2 separate regions of the Mus musculus genome follow, and region 1 is linked to region 2. The links are chromatin contacts, found by Hi-C or POLR2A ChIA-PET in ENCODE. All regions are on one chromosome and are shown on one strand. Each heading gives the region's core, a stretch centred on a gene start or an enhancer-like site at or near the end of the contact. The rest is flanking DNA. Distances are from core to core; before and after follow the strand shown.

Region 1 (3,178 bases), core at 563-3,062, 35 kb after region 2:
CATCTCAGGTATCTGTTGTTTAAGCTTTGATGTGACTGCACAAGCAAGATGGCTAAGAAATTCGCTTCCATCAGAGGCAATTTAAAACCTCAGCACTCAATACTGAGAAGATCAGGCAGTGAGCAATCAGCATGGACACAAACTGGGCGAGTACCTGAGGGGAGGCACTGTGCAGCACAGGGAACACAGGCACTGAAAGCCACAGAGGACGCCTGGCCTGATGACTTGACAAAAGACAGCAAGAGAAAGGCACCAAAACAAGGAAAACATAGAACAGTCAAGTATTTCAATTAGACTAGTGGTATGGAAAAACCTTTCAACACAGCAACAACAAAAAACCGAAGAGGTTGAAAGGGATATATAACTTCTATATATGGTATTGCCTCGGTTTTTATGAAGAGGAAATGAGCATACATGCATAAGCAGGTTTGATTTTTGTGGTAAGAGAGGATCTGACCTCTTTGCTTCCTTAGGTAATATCCAAATTCCCTACAATATGCAAACATTTCAGCCAAGAGAATAGCAACTACTTATACAAACACAGACAGGAGTGACAATGTACCTGTGGCCCCGGGGTTCCAGTCCCTAAAGTGCCCTGAAATGGAGTACAAAGAAACAAGTGCAGCCAACGGTGCAGGCCGGCCAGCCACCAATCTTCCACTGGGCCCTCCCATGGGAAACCCATTGGTAGTACAAGGCTCACACTGGTCATGGGCACACATGAATATGGAGTGGTATCTATGAAAATTAAAACAGCAACAACAACAGGGTAACAGTGGCTACCTCTACAGTTGGTAAGTAGGGAGAAAGAGATCCCTCTCCACTGAGAACCCTATCAATATTACCATGTTAAAATAGACAAAACTATGAAGACAAGAGAGAGCTGGTACCATATCGTGGTTCATAGCCACCTGTGACTCCAGTTCTATGGAATCCAACTTGCTCTTCTGACCACTGCAGTACATGGTGCCTTTACAAAGGCAAAACACTAGTGCACATAAAATAAATATTTTTAAAAGAATATGAAAATATACATACCTTCCCACATGAAATTAAAACCAAAATAGCCCTAGCACTTGACTAAGAGATCAGAGACTAAGAACAAAGAAGCCTGTAATAGGAAAAAGGCCTTGGATAGCGGCTCTTACATACATATCGGCTCCTCATGCAAAGATCAGTATGGCATATGAACTCAATTCCTCAGGACAAAGGCTGCAAGTCTCTCTGCCTGACCCCTTACCAGGTTCTCGAGCTCTGCATGCCCATTAGGGGCTATTTATTGCCTGGGACCTGCTAGTCTATCTTTCTACTATGTCCTTCCAGCATAGACCCCCAAGTCCCCTAGCATGGGCCTCTCAGCAGGCAGGAAAATTGCTCCTAAAACAGCCCTAGCAGGTTGCTGGTTGCTTTTTATAGCACTCTGAATCCACATTCTCTTTAAATAAAGTTGATTATTTCCAGCCAACAGTATGTAAAAATGTGTCCTGTCAAGTGCAGGTGGCTCTGAGCCCCACCCAGCAAATCCAAGGCCACCCCTGCAGCTGTGGGCCTGCAGCAGGAGGTGGGGGGTGGGGGGGATGAGCAGCAGAGCTCCAGCATCAGGGTGGGAGTGAGCCAGTGAGTCAGCAAGCAAGTCTCACTGAGCTCCCACTCTGTTCCTGATGAGCACGGGACAAGAAAGCTCTTGACAAAGAGAGAACACAGCCTCCGAATCCTGCTGGGCATTGTGGACCACAAGCTCTAACTCTCCTTGTAGACACAACAGTTTTGACTGCTAAACAGTTCCCACAGGCCTAGGCACCACAAAGTGGGGCAAGCCAGGAAACTAGAACCACCTGCAGTGAATGAGTGTGGCTGGTAATGTCACGAGGAACTATCACTGTCTCAGGGAATAGGAGCAAGCCTGGCCAGGAGCCCAACCTACTTTGTCAGCTTGAAGCCATCTCTTAAACCAAAAGGACCTCTGTCCTTCTGTTTGCCGCTTTCCAATGCTAGGGGCTGAGCTGTCACTGAACTAACCTCAAGCTTCTCCTCCAGTTTGTCTAGAAACAAACAGACAAACAGACAAAGGTTCAGACAAGCTGGGGTTTAGAGCAGCTCGTAGAACATATTCTACTAGTAAGTAAGTAAAGGAGACTAAACCCTTAACCCAGGGGTTTCTGTGCAAGATAGGATCCCAAACTCAATGGGTTATATGCACTGCCCTCATTTCTTTCCCAAGAAAGGATGAATACTGGAGGCATTTGCTACATGATGGGAGGGAGCTGGGGGACTGGCTTCCCAAGGTCACAACAGAGCAGAAGTGGAGCTCGGAGCTGCTAGGCCATCCCTCTCCCTAAGTAGGCAGAGCCATTCTTTGCTCCTCTTGAGATTAATACTGTCCACCCTATAAACAATTACCGTGATCCTGCATAATGTGATCAAAGTTCACTGACCCTATGCTTGGGTGACAATGTCCACCATCCTTGCCAGTCTCAGTCAACCCAGATATGATGAATCAGACCTCACCACACTCCTATGGCTGTACTGTCCATTTGGTCATCAGAAGAGAGAACATGTATGTGCTATGGTCTGAAAAATCTATGTCCTTCCAAACTTCATGTGTCCAGTCACCATGACAGCTTCAGAAAGAGGGGTTTAGAAAGGCTGGTGAAAGGGATGTGATGAGATGACTAATGTCCTTATTAAAAGGCCCTTAAAGGGACCCTTTACTTTTTCACCATGTGAAGACATAGAAAAAATTGTGTGTGAGGAGCATGCACATCAAACACTGAACCTACCAATGACTGGACAGTAAACTTCTAGCATCTGAAACTCAGAAACAGATTCTTGTTATAAACCAACCAGTCTATGGCATTTTGTTATACCAGCCTGAATAGGCTGAGACAAAGTGTATGCACACACACACAATACTTATGTGCATATGTGGGGCACATCTGTGGATGGACATGCCACAGGTATTAAGCAGAAGGTAGCCATTCTCTACAACTTTGTTCCCCACCCCCCTCTCTTTCCTCAACATCTTTCTGAGCTGTGACTTCAGCGAGGTATTAAAGATATTCAGTTAGTTATTAGAGTCCTCATTTCCCATTCTCCTTCTATAAAGGATCCTTCCTTCTCTTGTCAGCTCCTCCCTGGCAGTGCTCAGTTTCAACCTAGGATTTACCTAAGTCCTTCC
Region 2 (3,217 bases), core at 613-3,112:
TAGTGACGGCTCATGAGTATCTTCCCCTACCTTGGCCTGGCCTCCTTTGTTTGCCACAAAGCTTCCTTGAAGCATTTCATGTGCTGTGCTGTCTGGCTCCTTACCCTCACAGCCAGGACCTAGCCTTGACTTTTTAAATACCTTCATGTCCCAGAAGTCTTAGCTGACACGTTCTTCTGAGCATCACTGACTTCCTTGGAGTAATACCCCTAGGGAACTCAGGTAAGACACTTTGGGCACTTAATCTTCCAAATAAACTACTTAAAGTGGTTAGAATACACTCAGGTCTCCGAGGGTAGGGTAGGGTATTCTTGATACTGAAGACAGAATCTGAGTTGTGTGAGAACAGAGGAAAAATGCTCATGGAAGAGATTTCAAGGGTTCCTGGCTAAAGACCACACCCTGGCAAAAGTAGTCCCATGGTTTGCTTAAATTAGCTGTTTTTGTTTTAACATTTTGTTACTTTGTAACAAGTCAGACTTGAGGAGGTGTAGTTTGCACACAGTAAAACTCACCCTGTTGCAATTTAGTCTCCTCCAGCCTCCACTACAACCCACCCACACCCAGGCCTTCCCTCCACTTCATTTTGCATTGCTCATCTTGCCATCCAGCTTGTCCAGGTCCAGGATGTCTTCCCCTGAACACCACAGCTTGTGGGCTTGTATACACGCTTCCTTTCTGGATCCTGTGGGCTATGATGCTTGGCAAGACTATCCCATGATGTAGGTGATCACTATCTGTCCATGGCCGTGTAGGTGTTCCTAGGGTTTGGTGGTTGGGTAGGAAGCTGTTGTAAAGATGTGTGCGTTTCCTCCTCTTGGGAGCACAGAGCAGGTCATTAGGGCTGCAATGTGGGCACACTGGCTATGTCCACCACCTGGCACTCATAGTAGCAGTGAGGCGTTCAGGGTCCCACAGCTCCTCCAAATTGAGCACTATGGGCTTCTTGGCAGCCACTCTCACAGGTATACAAGGCATCTCACTGTAATTTTGACTTTATTTCCCTAGTGATGCTGAGTTTCCTTGTATGTTTGTAACACTACTCATTTCTTATTTGCAAAAAACTTCAAATTTACACATTGCTGAAAGTACAGAGAGCCACACAGGCATTTAGCAACTGTCCTACTCTGTATGTGTTTGCATAAAACATAATAAATAATGCTTTTTTCTGAATCATTTAAGAGTAAGGACCACTGTGTTGGCCCTGTACCCTGACTTACTTTCTAAGACTAAGTAAGTCTTCTCAAGTAGCAGCCTGGCCTGCTTCCCTGGTCCTCTCTACTTCGCTAAGGACCCTGTCTAGTGTCTCCTGAGGAACCCAGGTGTGTATGTGGCCCACCTGCAGGTATCTTGCAAGAACATTCCCTCTCATTCCAGGCCTTCCCACACTGTCACATTAACACATAAGCATCAAGCTCTTAGGACCCTGTGAGGTCCCATCTCCCACTGACCTCTCCTTACTGACAGGGCATGGGCACTGCTAAAGACAGCACCTTCTGTTCAAGGAAACTGCTTGCTGCCTCCTGGCCACCACCTTTCTCAGTGGCTTAGAAAGTCACTCTGAACCGTTGGGGCAAAATGAGGTGGCCCTTTCCAAGGTCACTGTGACCTCACCATTTCCTGGATGCACTCTCATTTTCCAGGTCCTCCTTTACCTGCCTGGTCCCAGAACACAATAATTTCCCAGAGGGACCCCAGATTGTCACTGACTGAACAGTGCTCCCAAAATGTCCTCGCAGAAAAACTTCACCCTCGGTGTGAATAAACTTACCTCAGCATCCCCCGATCTGTGCCGATGACTCACCAGCATTTCTATCCCTTTCCTTCCTTAGTAACGGAACCTCATTTCTATTCAGGGAAGCACTGTGCCCAGTGAGGATGGCTTTACTCCTCGCAGCTGCCCGTGGGATTGAGTTTGGGCCAACGGGAATGTTGTGGGACGTTCCTTCCAGGAAGGCACCTTGGAACAAGGGCAGATAATGGGGTGAGATGACAGCATGGCGGGGGCACCTGCTCAGCTCGACACCCACTGTGGAGAGATGTGGGCAGCCTGACTCCTATGGGTATGCTGCAAGCCAGCTCGATATAAGCAGTCTCCTGATTTTCAATGTCATCAACTGCCTTTCTGAGCTTAAGAAATTAAAACAAAAACTAAGACGCTGCATAGGTCAGACAGGATACAGCCATGGATCTCACCCAGGGAGGCAGAATACAGCTATACTTGCAGAGTGGGGACAACACAATGATACAAAGCTATGTGCCACTTTCTTCCTACTATACAGGAGGAGGTGCTGAGGGCCCATCCACTGTTCAGCATAGTCCTGCTTTCATTTGGAACAAGCAGTCTTAGGTCACTGCCTTCTGCGTGATCTCCAAGCCTCAGCCTGGAGATAGCATTACACTACAGGTATAAGGGCTCACATTCCAGTATGTATAAAACCAAGGTTTGGGGCGCTTGCCAAAATGCTAAAATAATTTAATTTGTAGTTTCCATTCTGGATTAATGAACATGATCAGTAAGTGACCTGCAAGGACATCTTCATAGGCCAGGAAATGTTGTCACATCAGGAAAAGTGGCTTGCAACTCAGAGAAGGCCAACAACGGACCCTTTCATCCTTAAAAGAAAACTGGAGATGCCCAGACAAACTGGCAAGGAACATTAAGTAGTCCTGGGAGACAAGGGGTGTCGCTGCTGACGCAGCACTAGTGCCACTTAGAAATGATGCGCCCTTCGGGGACAGCCACAGAGCAATTATCCTGGGGTTCCACTTTTTGAGAAATAACTTCAGGAAATCATCTCAATACAGTCAGGGAGGTACAGCTTATATAAAAATACTCACAGGGCTAAAAAGAAAAAAAAGAAAAAACAAAACCACATAAATAAATACAGTGAAGTAAGCTTTAAAGCCGGAATTCCAACATCTGTTTCTTCAGAAAATATTCTAGTGCTATCTGAACAATGCTAAGTAGTTTGTGTGTGAGATGTCAGTACATGAAGATGCGTGGAATGGCATTCACTGCTCAGGCAGATCCAACTACCTTTGCAACACAGCCATGTCCAATAGTCCCTGAAGCAGAGCATGCCGCCTGCCTACAGCTACCCACGCAATGCAGAGGGCAGTCAGCTTGCCAGCTCTCCACAGGGAGGAAAAAACGAGGCCAATGCACAAGCTCAGTGCCTCGCTTCTGGAACCGAACGGAGAGTCAGGAAAAGTA

Evidence for each region. A loop is a pair of places that touch in the nucleus more often than their neighbours do. ChIA-PET counts read pairs that join two places held with the same protein, here RNA polymerase II (POLR2A).
Region 1: a loop to region 2 is called in a map of left cerebral cortex, with 8 times the contacts of the local background. The contact joins two enhancer-like sites. A Hi-C loop is called at or near these places in 6 of 37 maps with a recorded cell type or tissue (CH12.LX, T-helper 2 cell, left cerebral cortex and 1 more). POLR2A ChIA-PET finds 5 or more read pairs at or near these places in 3 of 5 experiments (all embryonic stem cell).

Annotation. Positions count from the first base shown.
Region 1 is chr11:6,152,746-6,155,923 of GRCm38, forward strand. The region is part of intron 2 of Nudcd3 (NudC domain containing 3); the gene reads right to left. Among named protein-coding and RNA genes, the nearest start is that of Nudcd3, 46 kb to the right of the region's middle. Within about 2 kb of position 1,813, at least 1 of the 3 ENCODE cell types and tissues checked has a DNase peak (open chromatin) inside an H3K27ac peak, as active enhancers do.
Region 2 is chr11:6,117,563-6,120,779 of GRCm38, forward strand. All of the region lies in intron 4 of Nudcd3 (NudC domain containing 3), which reads right to left. Among named protein-coding and RNA genes, the nearest start is that of Gm46269, 30 kb to the left of the region's middle. Within about 2 kb of position 1,863, at least 1 of the 3 ENCODE cell types and tissues checked has a DNase peak (open chromatin) inside an H3K27ac peak, as active enhancers do.